2 separate regions of the Mus musculus genome follow, and region 1 is linked to region 2. Evidence: chromatin loops called from intact Hi-C (ENCODE). Cell type or tissue: left cerebral cortex. All regions are shown on one strand. Links, peaks and the distances in the headings refer to the core of each region. The heading gives the core; the rest is flanking DNA.

The links. Peaks named below come from ENCODE experiments on the same cell type or tissue, not always from the same donor. Only the 100,000 strongest peaks of a DNase experiment are listed, where the experiment ranks them.
Region 1: a loop joins it to region 2, with 8 times the contacts of the local background. A loop is called at or near these places in 2 of 42 quality-filtered maps.

What each region holds. Positions count from the first base shown.
Region 1 is chr6:78,539,623-78,549,367 of GRCm38, forward strand. No RefSeq gene overlaps it. Among named protein-coding and RNA genes, the nearest start is that of Reg3g, 76 kb to the left of the region's middle. In left cerebral cortex, for the core only: a CTCF peak has its summit at 4,773 (motif pointing right); DNase peaks (open chromatin) are centred at 3,554 and 4,787.
Region 2 is chr6:79,599,222-79,608,966 of GRCm38, forward strand. No RefSeq gene overlaps it. Among named protein-coding and RNA genes, the nearest start is that of Gm20594, 210 kb to the right of the region's middle. In left cerebral cortex, for the core only: no CTCF peak of the experiment used is centred there; a DNase peak (open chromatin) is centred at 5,327.

The sequences.
Region 1 (9,745 bases), core at 2,403-7,402, 1.1 Mb before region 2:
GGGGAGGGAGGAAGGAAGGCAGGAAGGCAGGAAGGCAGGAAGGCAGGAAGGCAGGAAGGCAGGAAGGCAGGAAGGGAGGAAGGCAGGAAGGCAGGAAGGCAGGAAGGCAGGAAGGCAGGAAGGCAGGAAGGCAGGAAGGCAGGAAGGCAGGCAGGCAGGCAGGAAGGAAGGAAGGAAGGAAGAAAGGAAGGAAGGAAGGAAGGAAGACCTGGTCCTCAAAGCCACCTATATATAGGATACAATGTCAAGATTGATAGTAAAGTCAGAAACTTGTTCTGTGTCATCGATATGATTGATCTATTATACACTATTATACACTAGTTCGTGGACACAATCTCTAGGCTGTGGAGTGTGTGTTTCAAAGTGAACTTCATTGCCAGAGTCAGGTATCCATTGATGTGAGATCTGAACACACTCTTATCGCTTTAGGAGAATTGTTCTAACTTTCTTATTAATTTTTCTCACTTATCTAGAAAGTAACAAGGATGAGGAGAGAGCCATGAAAGTAATGTGCATAGGTATTCAGCACATGGAAAACTGAATGATATAATTCACATGTCAAGAACTACTATGGAAACTTTGGAGAAATAAAGTCTCAAAGGCCTTAGGGACTTCCATAGAAATGGACATACTATAAATGCTAGAGGCACCATGGAAACACCACACACAGTTATTCAAATTTGAAGTTATTCTCCTCCTGTTGCAGTGCTTCTTATACTAGAACATGCTGCCTTACCTGCCAGAGAAATGGTTGCCACATAGTAGGGCAATCAACACAAGGCAGAGTATATTTGAAAGGAATACCTTGAGTGGTTTTGAATGTGAGCTGAGAATTCTGTTGATGTCAGGAATGCTAGGCAAAAAAGAAGAGAATGTAAATGTTGAGCAAGTTGCATCCCCAGTACAAGTTGGGACATATGGTAATCTGTTTGGGTAGCTTTTGGTACGTAAGGTATGGTCCATGGCTGACAGCTTCCTTTCTTTCATAGACAATGGGTGCCTCCAGCATCAAAGACTCTCATATATTTGGAAATATAACAATCCAAATATATTGTAATCCTCTTGACACTTATAGCATGACTGATGAGCAATAGTCCTGTTTGGTAGTGTTGCCTTAGGGAGGTATGGTCAAAAGACCAAAGACAGGACCCCACCCAAGTGTAGCTCTGTAAATTAGTGAATTCTATTGTGTTACTTACAATAGTGTAGGTGAAAAGCCCAGTCCAAAATGAATGTTTAAACTGTAGGGTTTCCTGTCCAATTTGTAGATAACTCTATTTATTATTTTAAGGGCTTTTCTTCTCCTGCAATTATTTACTGCCTAATTAACCTTGGAAAGGGATACTGTGAATCTTGTAATGTTCATGAGCTTCCTGTGGCAAACAGGTTTCATTTAGTTATTGTATTTTTCATGCCTCTGTGCTCCCTTCAGGAGGGAATTTTTTGATTCCAAGGTAATAGTTATAAAAGAAACCTTTCTTCTTGATTAAAAATAGCTTGATTAAAACCTCAAACTGAAAAGAAATATGATGTAGTTGCAGACATGGTAGTATTTATGCAGGAACTAACTATTTTGTTCATGAGAAATGCTATTTTATTTCCTGAAAGAAAGACCCTAACTCAGGGTAGTGGCTTGAAGCCTTGCTGTTAAGTCTGTCCACTTTCTGCACCCACTTTTCTAGCTGTAGCACAAAGGTGTCACCTCCTTTTCCTGCCACACTACACACTGAGCACCATGCCTGCTATGGGTGATGCTCAGGGCACTAGAATATCTTTAAGTTCTCACATGCAGCTGCTCTCATACATCCAATGCTGAACCTGGACCATCAGTTTCTCCTCCCTCCATCTCCCACCTATCAGATTTGCAGATCTCCACCATTCCCTTTGCTGTTGTATGCTCTCTTGAAAGGCAATAAACTTGTCTTTGAATGCCCTTGAGAGTTTACCTTTTTCTAATTTAAAAACTATTAGTATTTGTTACTTTTACATGTTTGTTTGTGTGTGGTATTTGTACCCATGACTATTCCTTATGTTGACCAAATCTATAGTGATTTTTGTTTTGCTTGTAACATTTATTTTTGTTATTGTATTAACATTATTTTTTAAAGAACATACCTTTATATTATTTTTTCTATTTCCTTTCCTTCCTTCAACCTCTCTCAATGTAGCCCCCAAATTGAAATCATGGACTCTTTTTACTTATTTGTTATTGTTTTACACACACACACACACACACACACACACATACACACACACACACACACACACACACACACACACACACACACCTTTGCTCAGTGTGTTTAGTGCTACTAGTATACATAGTGCATACATATGATTCCAGGGCTGATCATGTGGAGAATACCGTTCTTTTGAACTCACAGCATTCCTAAATTCCTGTAATTCTTTGTCTATAGGTGGGGACCCATGAGACTTCCTCCTTCCATGCTAGTGTGCTCATATTTTTATTGTCACTGTTAAGGACAATACCTCATTTAGGAAGCCACCCCATGGAGATGTCATGAGTGAAGCATCCCTGTCATTTCTAGGAGCCATGACCTCAAAGTGAATTCCCTGCTCATCTGCCTCTTTCAGCCTTGCCCTGCCCTCACACCACTACTGCATTTTCCCCAGAGCCTTAGGTGCAGGAGTTGTGCTAAAAATGTTGCAGGGTCTGGGCCCCCCACTGTAACTTATGAATTTGTCTTTAAATTCTTTTTATCAACAAGATTAAAACCTGAAGAAATAGTTCAGTTTTGCAGTGTCTCTTTCTGATTATGTTCTTCTGGGATATCTAGGGATGTTCTATATGGAAGAAGTTTCTATCTTCATCTATGAATTTGGTTGTTCACCTATTTAGTAACTTGGGGGAGAGTTTGGTATCTTGACAGAATGAAAGGAAACACCAAGGGGAGGAGATACTGAAGATTGGTGAGTTTCTTTTTTTACTCCATTAGGTTTATGAAATAAGTTGATCTGATGTTGGATATCGATATTTTTAAAAGCCTTGCTGGCTAGAAATGCCCAAACCGCCCCCACACCTGGTTGCTGAAAGAATGGGATTTTTAAAAGGGGAAAGGGGGCCAATATAACCTTTTAATGGATACCTTCTTTATGCAAAGACAAAAATCAAAGCCAAATGTAGTTTTGCATTGGAAGAATACAGGACAGTGATGAATAGATGGTTTGTATAGAAAAGAATGCAGATGTTTCTAGTGGTTTTTCAAGGTGAAAGGAGAAAATGGTATCTCGGTTATTAAATATTCTATATCCACTAATTACAGACACTAAACATTTACTTCAGGTTCTCAGGATACTTATAGGGTTATAAACAGACAGTACAGACAAAGAAATGCTTCCTGCATTCCTGCACAAGCATGATGTTTAGTCAACCTCTTGTATCCACGTGGAAAACTGGGTGTGAGGAGATGCCTCTCAAGTCCCAGCCCTCAGGAGGAAGACACAAGCAGATCTCTGGGACTTATGGCATGTCAGCCTACTCTACTTGCTGAGATTCAGGTAAATACAATACGTTATGCCAAAAGCAAGTGCAAAGGGCTGGTGTAATGTCGCCAAGAGTGACCTTGTGTTTCAACATGCACAAGTGTATGTGCCTCTGTCCGTGAACACACATGTAAACACACACACCTGCACATGGCCCACACAAAACTACAACTGGGAAATTCCCAGAGTTCTAGAACCAAAGAGTAAACAAATGTAATTTTAAATAAAACAGTGCCCCTGAACCCCAGCTCCAAACCCCTTTCATGAGTCAATATAGAACTCTGTATTTTTTTTTTCTAGTCTTCCCTGCACCTATGCAACAGATGTTCAACTTGATCTTCAGTGGGTCCTGAGCAACTGGAGGCTGGCGATCCCAAAAACTGTTGCTTGCCTGTGAGAGTTGTTCTACTACCTGGGCTGTCTAGGCTGGCATCAATGGGAGAGAAAACTCCTAGTTTTGCATAGATTTGAAGTGCCAGTTGGGAGGGATAATCAGAGGTTACCATCTGCTCAAAAGAGAAAGGGTTGGGGAGATGGGGAAAGTACTGCGGGAGTGGGTGACTAAAAGGTGGGTAATGATCTGCATGTGAAGTGAATTAGTAAAAAAAATAAATTAAGTTAAAAGTAATGGAAATGAAAAATTACTAGATTTAAAAGTGGTTTACAAAAGTCTTCATCGGTGAGGAAATTTCTTGGATGAATTATATATCTAATAGTATCTTTTCCCACATGAATAATAATTAAATCATACCGTGAACTCTTTGTATTTATATCTGTATTAAGTTTTAGCCTCTGCACTATTCCAACTGTATAAAATTAATCATAGGGCCTAATGGCGTGCATCAATGAAGTACAATCTGAATTTTCCCCTACAATACCAAATGTCTAAAATGTTTAATGAATATGCCATTTTATTATTGACATGTAGTAGGCATATCAACTCTGAATGTAAAAGCGCTCTCAACCATATCACTTGAAATACCATACTGACAGTATTAGTGCAGGGTAAAAACTTCTGTTATGCAAAAATGAGCTATTGCGATTTTCTGAAGGACTTTTTACAAACATCGGTTACAGTTCTTTAGTTAAGATCTCCTTTTTGCAATTCTGAATATAAACATAAAATTATTGTAAATATTGCATCTATAACACGCTCAAGATTATGTAAAGCTTTCCAAATTAATAGATTAGTAACTACTGATAGACTCTGATATATCTAAATTCCTTTTGACTTTGGAAAGCATTTCTTGTTGTAAAGGAGCAAGAAACCAGCAGGTGGCAGCATATCCTCACCCTTGAGAGCAGAACACTTGGTGAAAAGCCCTTCCTGGCTGGAAAGAACACAAAATGATTCTTTTCTGCACAAGGCTGTACAAGGATGGAAAAGTAGTACTTCTTTTCAGAGTCCTCATCTCCTAGGAGTGCTTTCTCATTCTTCCTTCTTGTATCACTTGGATGACCTTGTAATTTCGTTGGACAAGTGTGCAAATTTCTGCCACAGCCCACTGGCAGTCACATACCCGAGCCTATAAGGCCCAGTCACAGCTATACCTGTGAAGTATGTGTTCTCCAGAAAAGCAATACTTTCAACCAAACTCTTAGGGTGATGAAAACAGACATATGGAGCCACGTTTATCTTTATTGCTTAGACAGTAGAGTATCCCTGTGAGATCGCAGCACCACAAAGCCATGAATGCTTGTGTTCCTTGAACCGCAGGGTCAATAGCTAACCTCCTCACTTCAGAGACAAAGGGAGTGAGGCAAATAAATAGAATTTGGCATTTTGCAAAGAGGAATACTTCAGATAATTTTCATAGCTCTTGAGCACCCCAAGATTTATTTAATTTGCTATGAGATCTTAGAGAAATTTGAGAAATAACAAGAACTTCACAGAAGTCGGCTGCCAACTGTTACCTCCTATGCTCTGACCCTAGCTGGCATATTCTTTCTTCTCCTCCACACACACTGAATTCCTCGTGAGGGAGGTCTTTAAACAGTGCAGGCAACTCATTTGTCATCAACTCCAGCTGCATATTGATGACACCTTATGTTGGGGGAAAAGAGAACCTAGCACAATGGTTCTCAACCTGTAGGTCATGACCACTTCGGGTTCTTGAAAGATTCTCTCACAGGAGTCACATATCACATACCTCACATATCAGATTTTTTAATTACAATTCATAACAGGTAGCAAACTTAGTTGTGAAGTAGCATGAAAATAATTTTATGGATAGGGGTCACCACAACACGAGGAACTGTATTAGAGGATCACTTTAGGAAGGTGAAAAGCCATGGCCCTAGCAGAATAAAGGTTAACAGGGAGAACTCACTGATTTTCTAGCTCACGGACTTCTGACTTGCTGACATTGGTCCTTGAACTCTTGAGGTTTGAAGGAGAACTGTTCCTTATAGGCTCGGGTATGTGAATACTTGGTGTCCAGTTCAAAGCTCACTGTGAGTGGGTGCTACAAACTTGTTGAAGTAAGTGTGTTTCTGAGAGTGCCTTTGAGAGGCCACACTTTTATCTCAGCTCTAGTTTTCTCTTTTGACTTTGTGTGCACTGCAGAAGACACGGTTTTGAACACTCTTTCCCCAGCCTTTTGTTCCCATGTTCATCCAGCCATTCTGGATGGCTCTTTGTAGATATAATTCCACAGAAATCTTTTCTTCTCTTAGCTATCTTAATTATGATGTTTTATCATAGAAACAGGAGAATCACTGACACATCTCTGATCTTACTGAATTCCAATTGCTTAAATGCTAGTTGTGTTGCTGAGTTTTATGTCAGTTTGGCCCATGATAGAGTCATTTGAGAATAGGACTCTCAATTCAGAAAATGCCACTATACGGGTTGACTATAGGCAACTCTGTCAGGAATTCTTTTTGCCTGATTGATGGGAGTGGCCCAGGTCATTGTGGGTAACGCCAATATCAGTCAGATGGCTCTAAGTTGTATAAGATAGCAAGTTGAGCAAGCCATGAGGAGCAAGCCAATAAATACTGTTCCTCCATGGCCTTTGAATCAGTTCCTACCTTCATGTTCTTGCTCTGATTTTCTTCAGTGACGAAATGTGAGCTGGGAGTTACTGCAAGAAGAAATAAGCCTTTCTTCCTGAAGTTGCTTTTGCTCATGACATTTTATCAAACCAACAAAGACACTACTAAAACCATAATCATCCTTTTGTAGTACAAAAACATGGTGATGTCATTCTTGATTTGATCATTTAATCTTCAACTCTACCCATCACTTCTGAAGCAATCATCTGTAGCTGCTTAACTTGGATCTTATTTCCGAAGTAAATCTGTAAACTAATGAGTTCTGTACCCCTGTATTATGCTATCTAAAACCAAATACCTCAGGAAAAAAAATAGATTATATTGAGAAGAGACAGAAACCTCAATGATGCCAAAAAAAAAAAAAAAGATGCAGACTACAAAAGAACAGCAATTCAGGGAGCAAGACGGCTGTGGGTGACAGGTAGGTGGGGGGATTCAACAAGTGAGTGATGTATGATCATGGAGACAAAATCACAATGGTCCACACAAACTGAACACTTAAAAACCACAAAGGGTCAGAGTAGGGGTTACTGTGCATTGTAGAAACATTCCATTGCATGACTAAGGTGTGTGGCATCCATGAGGGTCTTGATACTTAGGGAAAATATTTAATTCAGAGTGGGGAGGCATGTGACATATGTAGCTGAAAGAGGTCATAAAGTTTGCATAGCTAATGAACTTGGCATGGTGAACTGCTTTAGACATGATAGAAAGTAGGCATTTTTAGTACTGTCTTCTAACATCCTTTCTTAACTGTGTAGCAATACTAAATATATCGGGTATGCCTTTCAATACAAGCCAAGCCAAGCCAAGAATATGCGTCAAAACATGAAATTTAATACTACTTATATTCTGAAAAGGAATAAAATTCCCAAAAAGAAGACTAATGAAAAGGCTGCAGGGGGATCTGTTGAAGGCATTTACTCCTCAAGAGGTTAGCTTTTCATCTCTACTTCTGTTTTGCTAGAAAATGATCCCAGTTGTGACTTCCACGTCTTCAATCAAGAGTCAGTCCTGACTCTAGATAAGAACATTAACCTTCTTAGCCCTCAAATCATTCTTCTTTCAGAGTTATTTTTTTGCCTCTGAGCAGCATCAGCTTCTAATCAGTGGCTTTGCATGCCTGCGAAGCCCTACGAGGGTCCACAGAGCTCTGTGAGTCCGCAGGCAACAATCAGTTCATTCCAAATGAGTCTACTGATTATTTTAAGTACAGCATTTGTCCCTATGTCCTTTGTGGACAAGGAGACACTAGCATTTCTTTTGCAGAAAAGAATCCCTAGAAGTAGAACTAGAAACAATTTAAGATCTCATATAAAGTTTAGACTTTGAAATAAGACTGCTCAAAATGGAATTCTCTTGACTTGGCCAAAGAGACAGTATACCATGGGGCTTTATTTATGTTTCAAACCAAAGCCTTTAGATGCCCAGTGCCCTGAATTATGAGGTGTAGTTTCTGCAAAAAGATGACTAATGGTGCACACTCATGACTTAACCATTCTTTCCACAGAGAAAGAGTTAAATAAATTGAATCAAATGTGTGATACCCTCAAGGTGGAAGGTGGTTTCAACTTTGAATGCAGAAACCTCAATGCTTTTCTGGCCATAGTTGTATTTCAAGTTCAAACTGGCTTCTGTGGCTGCTCTTCAAGAATATTTTTCCTGTTGTGTGTGCAGTTCTTGTGATAGGAAAGCACAGCTTCGTAGGGACTGAGTGTTGTGGTACTCTGCTGGCATGGAGCAGGATCCAAATTCTACCACAACTGCTATGGCTCACCTTCTTCTGACAGCTCATCAGTTTTCCTTACCTTGACATTTCTCATACTTTGACATGTGATATGAAATGGTAGCCTTTGGCAGAAGATAAGGAAATGAGGCTTCACAAGGACACAGAACACTTGCCAAAGGAAGCTGTGGAAATGGATGTGACAAGGTTATTCAGAGTGCTTGCTTAAGAAATTTTGGCTCAGCTGTTTGTTAGGATGCCCCCATTTCTGCCTCACCTGGGTAGCATGTTTCTCTTGCAAATTTGTCATGGATGCTTTTAACATCCCTGTGTATATGGAAAGTTACTGCTTTGTAGGAAAAAGGAGTTGCTGGCCACCTAGGAAAAATTCATCCACACTACTAATTTCCCTTTTAGCTGCTGAGACCTCATAATTAGAAGGATGGTCTTTCATTTTAATATGGGTATTGCTGACTCTCTTTTCATGGGTTTTACTTTTATATTGTTTAGTAAGACTTTCTGGGCCGTTTGCAAGGATTCTATTATCTCAAAGTTGTCAGTTAAACATAATACAAACATGCAGACTCTCTTGGATTTTCTTGTTCCCCTTTAAGCACTATAAGGGGAATGACATGCTGATGGAACATGGGGATTCTAATGAGAAATCCAACACAAGTTTCCAGAAGGCGTGGGAAACCAGTTATGATCTGGGATGGGATTGCTATCTGGTGGGGGTTTCAACACTCGGCTGTTGTAGGCAGATGGGCTGGGACAGTGTAATTCCAAATGATGGATCTGTTTGGCGTTGAAAGTCTGTTCCCCAGTGGCTTGAAGAACAGTGTGTGCGCATGTGTTTTTCTGATATCTGACTTCTACAGTAAATTAATCATCTATTCCCCACCCCCCAAACCAGCTAGCACAAATGGAGAACCTAAAGCATGAATGCAAATTCACTTGTTAGCATTCACTGAGAACTTTGACAATTCCACCTTTTAGCTTCTTTTACATACACTATTTTCCTAGGTACCACTGTTGCCCTCCTAACCATGTAAATCCCACATGCCAGGGTTGGGAGTCATGGAGGGAGCATTGCTCACCACTCCCAATATCCACTTTCTCCAAACTTTCCTGACAAAGGAGGAGTATAGGACTGGAGAACAGGGCACAATACTTGCAGTCAAATAGATCTGGCTCCCAATGCTAGTCATTCTAAAGCAACTTTGGAATACTGGGATAATACCGACAGGAATGGCACATGGAGAGGCATGGGGTTTTTGTTTCCTTTTGTTTTGTTTGTTTGTTTTCTTTTGATGTTTTTGAGACAAGGTTTCTCTGTCTAGCCCTGGCTGTCCTGGAAGTCACTTTGTAGACCAGGTTGTTTTTTTATTTTTCAGTTTTGTGAATTTTTCCCCCTTTTGGTGTTTTCCCATTTCTTTCATGTCTTCATATAGCAGGACC
Region 2 (9,745 bases), core at 2,547-7,546:
TGTGATTCAAGAATGTTTTTCATTGTTAACATATGAATTTCAAAAATTTTATTAAGGCTTATAATGGTTAAGGTTTTCATTTATTAGAGCCCTCCAATTGAGTTGCATTTCCATTTTATTCTAAAAGACCATCATCCTTTGATCTCAGCCTCAGATATTGCTTTTACTCCCACTCTCATCGTCTTCTCTAACACACTCAGCCTTGTTGTTATTCTATCTTGTTAGGGTCTTTTCTGAGTGCTAACTTCAGATTGGCCCCTCTTCAGCCCACTTAAATCACTCACAGATATGTATTCAAGTTAGCTCCTCACTCTAGCTCTTAGTTATCTTTTGTGTTTTAGTTTCTCCCAAATGAACTGTACTGTTGGGACTACTCTATCCTACTGAATCAGGTTTCACTCACTAAAGCAGAAAACTCCATCCCTTTTCTGCTTTTTTCCCCCTTTCAGTCTATATTAGTTCAAAGCTAAACAGCATCAATCCAATAGTAGATCCCAAGAAACAACAGATATAAGAAAGTGCAAACATGTGTATGCATGTGTGCACACATTACACTAAGCAGGAAAAATAGATAAAGGGAAAGAAATACAAACAAAATAAACCAAGAATTGTCCTTGTAAACTACCAGTATCTTATGCAAAAGGAAAGGAAAATGAGAGATGTCGTCTTTTGCAGTGTAGAAACATTGGCCTGATGGATGTAAATAGGTTGGTCATACCTTTGAATAGGTTTCCCCTCATAAAGTACAAAGAATGATACAGTGAGACAGTAATTAGAAATGGATCAAATATACATGAAAAAGATGGGAAAGAGAATTTCAAGAAAAAAAATGCATATTTGTCTGCCATATGCTCAACCATCCTTGGCCCTGCATCTACGATTTTTATTCTGTTGCTGTGAGAACTTAAAGAAGACAGGGTTTATTTTGGTTTATAGTTTACGGCTACATCCAGCACTGAAGGGAAGTGAAGTGAGCAAGAGGCTGAAGTACTTAATAAAATGCATTTACACCTGTTAAGAAGAGAGCAATGAACGTTATATGCAACATACCTTCTTCTTATTCTAGAATCCAGAATCACCTTAGGAAAAGGGGTGACACAAAGTGGGAATTCAATCAATACAATTCCCTACATATATGTCTATAGGTTAAATTTACCAAGATAATCCCTCATAATGTAAATTAAATCTTGTCTTCCGGGTTATTGTCATTCTTGTAATGTTGACAACACAACTATAACAATATAACTAATTTGTTTGGAAGAATTTTAGAGCATGATACTGACAATTATAATGACTGTAGTTAAGAAAATAGTTGTATACTTCATATACAGTCATTTGTAATAAGGCCTTCAGTTATTGAAGCTACTGTTATGGGATTTTAAATTTTTCTATCTCTCAAAAGTTCATTATTGGTACAAAGACAAAAATGATTACTTTGTAATATTTTTGTAACTTGTTTAATGTTTTAGACAGATCTAACAGTATTCTATAGCTATCTCCAAGTCTTCCAAATGCAAACTATTTCATCCACAAATAGGAATCACTGACCTTCCTGGTCTTATCTACCGATGATGGTCTCACTGCTTATTTTGTTTGACCAACTGAATCGTCCATTGTCGCTAGCTCTTCTGATGCTTTTTCAGAATCTGTCTCCTTGCTCAACCAATCTCTGGTGTTTTGGAATTTCTCATCCACATGGCTAACCCTTTTGTGCACATTTTAAACCTTCTTATCTAGATCCTAGGTTCTTCAGTGATATTCTTGCTTCATCACAGACATGAGTGAATTCTATGTCAACACTGAATTTTTTATAAGTAGTACCAAGAAATATTTTTCTGCTATCTTGCTATCTAATCCCTTATTTTTCAGTTATTCAATCATGATATTTGTGCAGTATCATGATGGAAGGCCCAAGTAATCTGAGCTTTCATTGGATTGTCATAAAGAGTTTCCAAACTTTGATCTGGGAAATATTCTTAAAGATAGGTATATAAATAGATTTTTGTTTATATTTTCATTTGCACACTCCATATTTATCAGTAAACATTTGGGTTTGTTCTTTCTGTTTATTTGTTGTTTTGTTTCTTGGGTTTAGATACAAAGCTTATGTAGTATGAGCTATTCTTAAACTTGATGACTTGGAATTGTGATCTCCTTGCTACAGATTCGTGCTGCTCTGTAATCTTAGCCCTGACAGTATACTTACTATATTCAAATGGATATTTCAAAATAGGATATTTCTAGTACATATCTACATACATACATTCAATCATATGTATATGTGTGCTGCAAGTCCCTGGTATGCTAAAATCCTGATACTGCTTTTAACAGCCTATTTGATCCAATGTGAATTCGTATAGTCTAATTATTATCAATTATATTTTTTTATTATCATACATTATCTGGGGGTAACATTTGACTTTCATCTAAGCATTTAAAAATAAAATCAGATACAGTAATAAAATCATAGTGACTTCAAATAAAATCCTCATGAAGACTCTAGACAGTAGAAACATTATTTTTGTCGAAATTAATTCACTGAAGATTACAAAAATGCAGCCTCATATCAGAAACAGTTTCCCATGTACAAGGAAGGAGGATAATAAGAATATATTGAAAATAAGAGTTTCAGTGAAAACATGCCATTTCAAATGTAGACATTAAAGTGATATAAAATGTTTCTTATTGCTTAAGTATTTTCAATTTCATAATTTAATCTCTCTCACACATTGCAACAAAAGTTAATGTGCTTGTATTATTTTCCATGACAATTATTTTTGTTCATTTTGCCTGTAAAATTCCATAGTAGCTTATCAACACCTACCTTCTTCTTTCAGGAGAATGTACTTCTGTGATTCTTCCATGCAATTATTGTGGTTCATAAAGATTCTGTTATTATGTTGGCTTAGAATAATATGCTTTTTACATAAAAATAACTTATAGTTATTCTCTCCTCCATTGGTAATTATAACCCAAGTCCATTGCAGTAGTAAACTTGAGCTGAGCACTTGATGGGCCACTTTATTTTATTCCAATGATCCTTTTTCTATTATGACTATTTATTATGTCTTCATAAATATAATACACAGCAACAGTGAAGCATAAAACACCATGCTTCAAACTATTGCCCAAATGCTGGGTTATTTCTGAGGAGGAGAAAAACTCCAAGGTGTTACTTATTTAGAATACAGGAGAGTATCCCAAACCTATTCCAGGTGTTAGTTATAATGTAAAATATTAGGTACACTAATATATATTATTGAACAAACCAACATTCCTCATGAGATGTGGCCTGTCAAGCTATGGTAGTTTTTCCTCTAACATTTCTAAAAAGATATGCAAAACAAAACAAAACAAAACAACAACAAAAAGACAGTGCTAGGGCTAGAAACAAAGAAATCACCCTGACTGCCATCAGTTTTGACCACTATAAAAGTTAAGAATTAGATTACAAGTATTCCTTTGCAGGATTATCATGGAAAATACAAAATTTATACTTTACACATTTTTATAATGCATTCCATATATGCCCTCTTCTGTCCATTCCAAGAACTATTATTTTGTTTTTTATGATTAAATATAATAACTTATGGTGATAGAAAATATGTTAATTTACAGAGAAAACTCGAATTTTCTGTAAAACCAGAAGTAAAACACACAGATAAATGAACAATATAGCATCATAACAAGCATTGGGTGATTATCTTATTCTCATGACCCTGGTAGTAAGTATACAAAATTCCTAAATGATACAAATAAACCACCCCACACTCAAGCTTATGAGATGGTACTAGTATCCATAGGTTACACATCCATATTTGTCAACTAACTGGAAAATATTCTTTGTCTAACCCTGTAACCCAGATATTCCAGCCTATTAAATTTAATTTAATATAAGCTATCCCTTATCTTGGTACTAATAAAATTTGAAGATGAATATTTAAAATTATTTATATTATATGTGGTTTTTAGAGGTTGCTGAGTGGTTAAGACCTGTGTTTGTTTACCAACACCCACATGAGGCACCTTACAACTTTGTTCAAATCAAGCTTCCAGAGCTCTAATGTCTGTTTTTGCTCTTCTGGGTCCCATGGGTACCTATACTTACACCCACATTTCTGAAGAGATACACACACACACACACACACACACACACACACACACACATATAAAGAAAATATTTCAAAATCTTTTTTCATTGTGTTTTACTTTTGTCAAGATCAAATTAACTTTTTTATTTATTTTCTGGTTTGGCGTAGGCATATATAGCCTACTATATTTTCTAGAAAGGCCCACTACAGCCTTCTTTTGCTAGGAATTATTGCCTTACTTACAGAAATACAAACTAGCACTAATGACTCAATATGACTAATTATTTGTGATGAGTGTGCTTGGACATTCACACAAGTCTCTTAACTTTCATCCCCCCTTGCCCTCAAACAGAGAGTTCCTCTGTTCGTAGACTAAGCCTTCCAATCTGGGACAACTAGATTGTAAAAAAATTCCTTTTTCATCTGAGAAAACTATTAAATAATGAGGGTATAAAATTCACAAATTATTGCCAAAATTGTAAGCATTTAATATAATTTTCATTGCAAATCCATATAAAATTATATTTAAAACATCTTATATAAAGAATAAATGTCATCATAGATAGATATAGAATGTAAATCCATCATAATTTTGAGAAGTAAATGTATCATATTTCAGAGAGACATCAGGATCATTAAAGAATACATTTACCTATGCCAATGTGTGACATATTCATTGTACTATGGCCTACAATATCTTGTACCTCTTCTACCTATCACCACATTTCACTTTCTTTTTCCCTCTACTTTTTGCATTTAACCAAAGAGCAATTGAATGATCTTGCAGGTTATAGATAAAATTTATAGACCACATGTAAGTACGGAAATTCAGGATGTGCAATAGATGTACAGAAATATAAAACTGGTCAATCTACATGAAGTCACATAATCCCACAGACAGAAAGTTTAGATTTAGTGTTTCAGGTAGAGATATTTTTTGACTTATCATCAGGGTTAGACTCTCCAGGATGTGGGTGTGAACTTACTTAGCTCCTGAGGACCTAAGCTCTGTCCTGTGTTCTCTTTAATTATGTCTGAATCATATGAGGTACAGCTAATTGAAAATCCATGTCAAATATTACAAATTCTATGTAATTTTGTGGCTTTTACACTGTCTTATATTTTCTTTAGGCTCATAGTCAATTATATTTTTGATCCATCATACCTGGCATTTTCTACTTTGAAGTGTGATGTTTTGAGAACCACCTACATTTTTCCAAGCACTACAGCCTATGGTTGGCAACTCAAATCTCTAAAGATAGCATAGTACTTCAATGGATAGTTAGGAGAGCATGTAGAGGAATAACCAATTGGTCCAATAAGCAGTTATAGCCTTTGAAGTCCTGGGCTTGCACTGGGATTCAGGATGTAGTATCTGTGGCTTCTTGTACTTGGCCTACTCATAGGCTCTAGTTTGTCAGGCACACTAACCAAGGATGATGCTCCTTGTCAAGCCCAGGTGTTCTGCTATATTTCTCTTAGGTCTGTAAGCCAGATTTATGGCTGCTTTTCTTGTCTCTCACTTTCCAAGAATTTGATAATAAATCAAAGTCTGAATTCACCTTGAAGGTCAAGCTTGCATGTGTGCTTCACTTTTCTCTGGTCCTATTCTCTGACTCTTTAATCTTGTCCCTAAGGCACACCTAATTTAATGAACCTGGATTCCAATTTTCTTCTTCGAAAACTTTGGAGTACATTAATCTTGTATGTGGTGTAACCTCTGTATATCTGTTTCTTTGTAGCCTACAATGTTTACAAGAATCAACAAGTCAGCTGAGAGAAAAAAATATCAAAGAAAGAATATATCTCATGACCCTCTCAAGTCTGGAATTTATTGTTTACTATTTAATGTTTTTACAGTATAGTCTCTTTTTGACTATCATTTAGTTTTACTATTGGCATACAGTCTAAGATTGGTCAAATGCAAGGGAAGCTATAATATTTATTAGATAGATTTGATTTGATTTGGTTTTACATTTCCATTACTAAAAATGTCATATGTTAGAAACTTACCTAGTAATCCAATAGATATATACCTTAGGTTCTGACATGTTGCCTAGAATCTGAAGTATTAGTCAAAAATCATTTTTAATACATTCACAGTGTACTATATCCAAAGGAGTGTTTTTATTTTAATACTTTTATGGAGTATCTGCAAAGAAAGTTAATAGAATACTTCTATTTGTTATACTGTTTTGAGACTTTCTTTACTATTTGATACATGATGGCTGTCATCAGTTGTACTATATATTGATACATCTTTATACAACTTACATGAGATCCCTAAAGGAGGACTCAAAGTCTTTGTTTAGTCTAACACCCAAATAAGGAATGCTGGCCACTTAATTACAGTGACTAGAACATTGAAATGGATGACAAATACAAACACATGATGTTTCTCCTTGATAATGGACTAACAAGTTAACTATATTTTTTGTTGTGTGTATATATGTATGAGTAAGGATGTGTGTGTTTGAGAGTTGTAATGGATTCAAGTAATATATGTGCATAGGACAGGGGAGATTGCTGTGTATCCTCTTCTTGTTGCCATTTTTGCATTTTTGGTCAGGAAATATTTGTCATGGTACATGGTAGAACACAAGGTTTTTATTTTTGGTTTTTTGGTTTTGTTTTTTTTTTTTTTGGTTTTTTTGAGACAGGGTTTCTCTGTATAGCCCTGGCTGTCCTGGAACTCACTTGGTAGACCAGGCTGGTCTCGAACTCAGAAATCCGCCTGCCTCTGCCTCCAGAGTGCTGGGATTAAAGGCATGCGCCACCACGCCCGGCTAAGGTTTTTATTTTTATTTTTATTCTTATTTCTATTCCTAACAAGTTTCCCCTCAGTCATCTCTTTGCATTGCTCTCCCACACCTCTCCACCCCGAGTATGAAAGGAGGAGGAGCAGAGGAGAGAAGAAGAAGGAGGAGGAGGAAAAAAGAGGGAAGAGGGAAGAAGAGGAAAGAGACAAGAAGAAGAAGAAGAAGAAGAAGAAGAAGAAGAAGAAGAAGAAGAAGAAGAAGAAGAAGAAGAAGAAGAAGAAGAACAAGAAGAAGAACAAGAAGAAGAACAAGAAGAACAAGAACAAGAACAAGAACAAGAACAAGAACAAGAACAAGAACAAGAACAAGAACAAGAACAAGAACAAGAACAAGAACAAGAACAAGAACAAGAACAAGAACAAGAACAAGAACAAGAAGAACAAGAACAAGAAGAACAAGAAGCTGCTTTCCTGGAACAACAAATCAGCACATCTAACAAGTCACAATAAAATTAGGCACAATCCTTCATATAAAGGCTGAATGAGGCAGCCCCTTAGAAAGAGAAGGAATTCAAGAGCAAGCAAAAGAGTGAGAGACGTTCCATTTCAAATGATAGTAGTCCCACAAGAGTACACCCACTGCACAGCCATAATGTATATGCAGAACACATAGCTCTGACCCATGTAGGCTCAGTGATTGTTACTTCAGTACCTGTGATCCGCTATGAGCCCTCTTGATTGGTTCAGTGGGCTGTGTTCTCTTGGTGTCCTAGACCTCTTTGGCTCCTTCCATACTCTCCCAACTCCTGTCACACACTCCTCTGCTTTTTCAGGGTTTCCTGGCTCTGCCTAGTAATTGGATGTGAGTCTTTCCACATAATTTATCAGTTGCTGGATGACTCCTCTCTGATGTCATCCATCTATGAGTATAGCATAATATTATCAGTAATCATTTCACTGATTTTTTCCTATAAACCTTAGTTATATACTATGCTTATGTGATATCCACCCTCTGGTTCCTGGCCATCCAGGCTACATCCAGGCCTCTCATGACTTGGGCCTAAACTTGGACCAGTCATTAGCTGGCCATTCCCAGAAGCTCTGCACCACCATTACTCCCGCAAATGTTAGAGACAGGACAGATTGGAGGTCGAAGGTTTTGTAGCTAGGTTATGTCCCAATCTCACTACTAAAAGCCTTTCTGGTTATTAAAGATTGTTAATTGAGGCTGTGTCTCATTACTAGGGGTCTTTGCTAAGGTGACTCTCAAAGACTCCAGAGAGCTTCCATTGTACTAGATTTCCACATTTTCCCTACAAATGCTCTCCAGTTAAGTTAATTTTTCCCAGTGCTCCCCTGCCCTTTGCCTGGGACCTCTTCTCCTATCCCTACCTGCCTGCAGTCCATTGGAAAAATCTATTCTACTTCCCCTTCCCAGGGAGATCCATATGCCCCCTTCTGAGGCTTTCTGGGTTTGTGGATTATAGTATGACTATTCATTATAGTTAATGTCCACTTCTAAATGAGTACCTACCATGTTTGTCTTTCTGGCTCTGGTTTCATGATTTTTTTTCCTAGTTTCATCCATTTAGCAGCAAATTTCATGATGCCATTTTATTTAACAGCTCAGTAGCACTCCATTGTGTAAATATACCATTATTTTCTTTTCCATTCTTCCGTTTTAGGACATCTATGTCACTTCCAGTTTCTGGCTATTATGAATAAAGCCATTATGATAGTTGAGTACAAGTCCTTGTGGTAGGATGGAGTGACTATTGAGTATATGACCAAGAGTGGTATAGCTGGGTCTTGATGTAGAATGATTCCAAATTTTTGAGGAAGTACCACGTTGATTTCCATAATGGCTATACAAGTTTGCATTCTCTTGAGCAATATAGAAAAAATTTTTTTGCTCCACATTCTTTTCACCATAAGTGTCACTTGTGTCTCTAATTTTCATTTACTGTTTCTTGGCCCCTTGAGATTGTTGTGTTAAGAAATCTCTGATTTGATCTGCATCCTATTTCATAAGTGGATTTTTTGATATTTAGTTTATTGAGTTCTTTATATATTTTGCATATTTATCAGTCTGCATCGTATTCCATTGATACAGGGTTTCTCTTTTGACTAGATTTTGACTAGCAGTCAGCAACATTCTGTGAAACTCCTCTCTCTGCTCACCCATGGCTTTGGGGTGATAAGAGCACATAGTTATATTTGAATATTCACAGAAGATGGCTACTGGTAAATTGTTAAGGAGTTCTTCATTCCTTTAGAAAAGAGTTAATGTGTGCATCTGATATGTCATGGAAGTTATATGTCATGGAAATTAATTCCATTTTTAGCAAGGTTCAGAATTTTAAAATCTTATTACCTGTCAACACGATATGAGTAGTGAACAATAATAAGATTTTTATTTCTTGAATACAACATTATAAAGGGAAATGTCAGTTTTTATTTGGAGCATAGGAATATTCTTAAATGACATCTTGAAGATGAATTTGTGTTTTGACCAATAATTTCCCAAAAAGTTAACTGTTTCTTTCTATGAATATCCAACATCAAGTGCTATAAAATACTAATGGTTCATCCTCATGATGTCAGTCTTCATGAGGCTAATACCAAAGTACTGTGAGGTGAAGACCACTGTACTCTATAGTATATTTAAATGTAACTTGGGTTGGAAAAAAATACTATTTTGAATAACAAAACACAGCCACCCACTACAAATAATTGATCAAAATATTTCTGTCCTAGTATCCAACATTCAAGCAGTATAAAAAGTATATGTAGAGAAATTTCTATATTAATATTTGTTTAAGTCTTTTTATACCTGCAAAAGTTAGCTAAATCTTCGAGGCTTTTCCCTACTTTCTCCTCTATAAGTTTCAGTGTC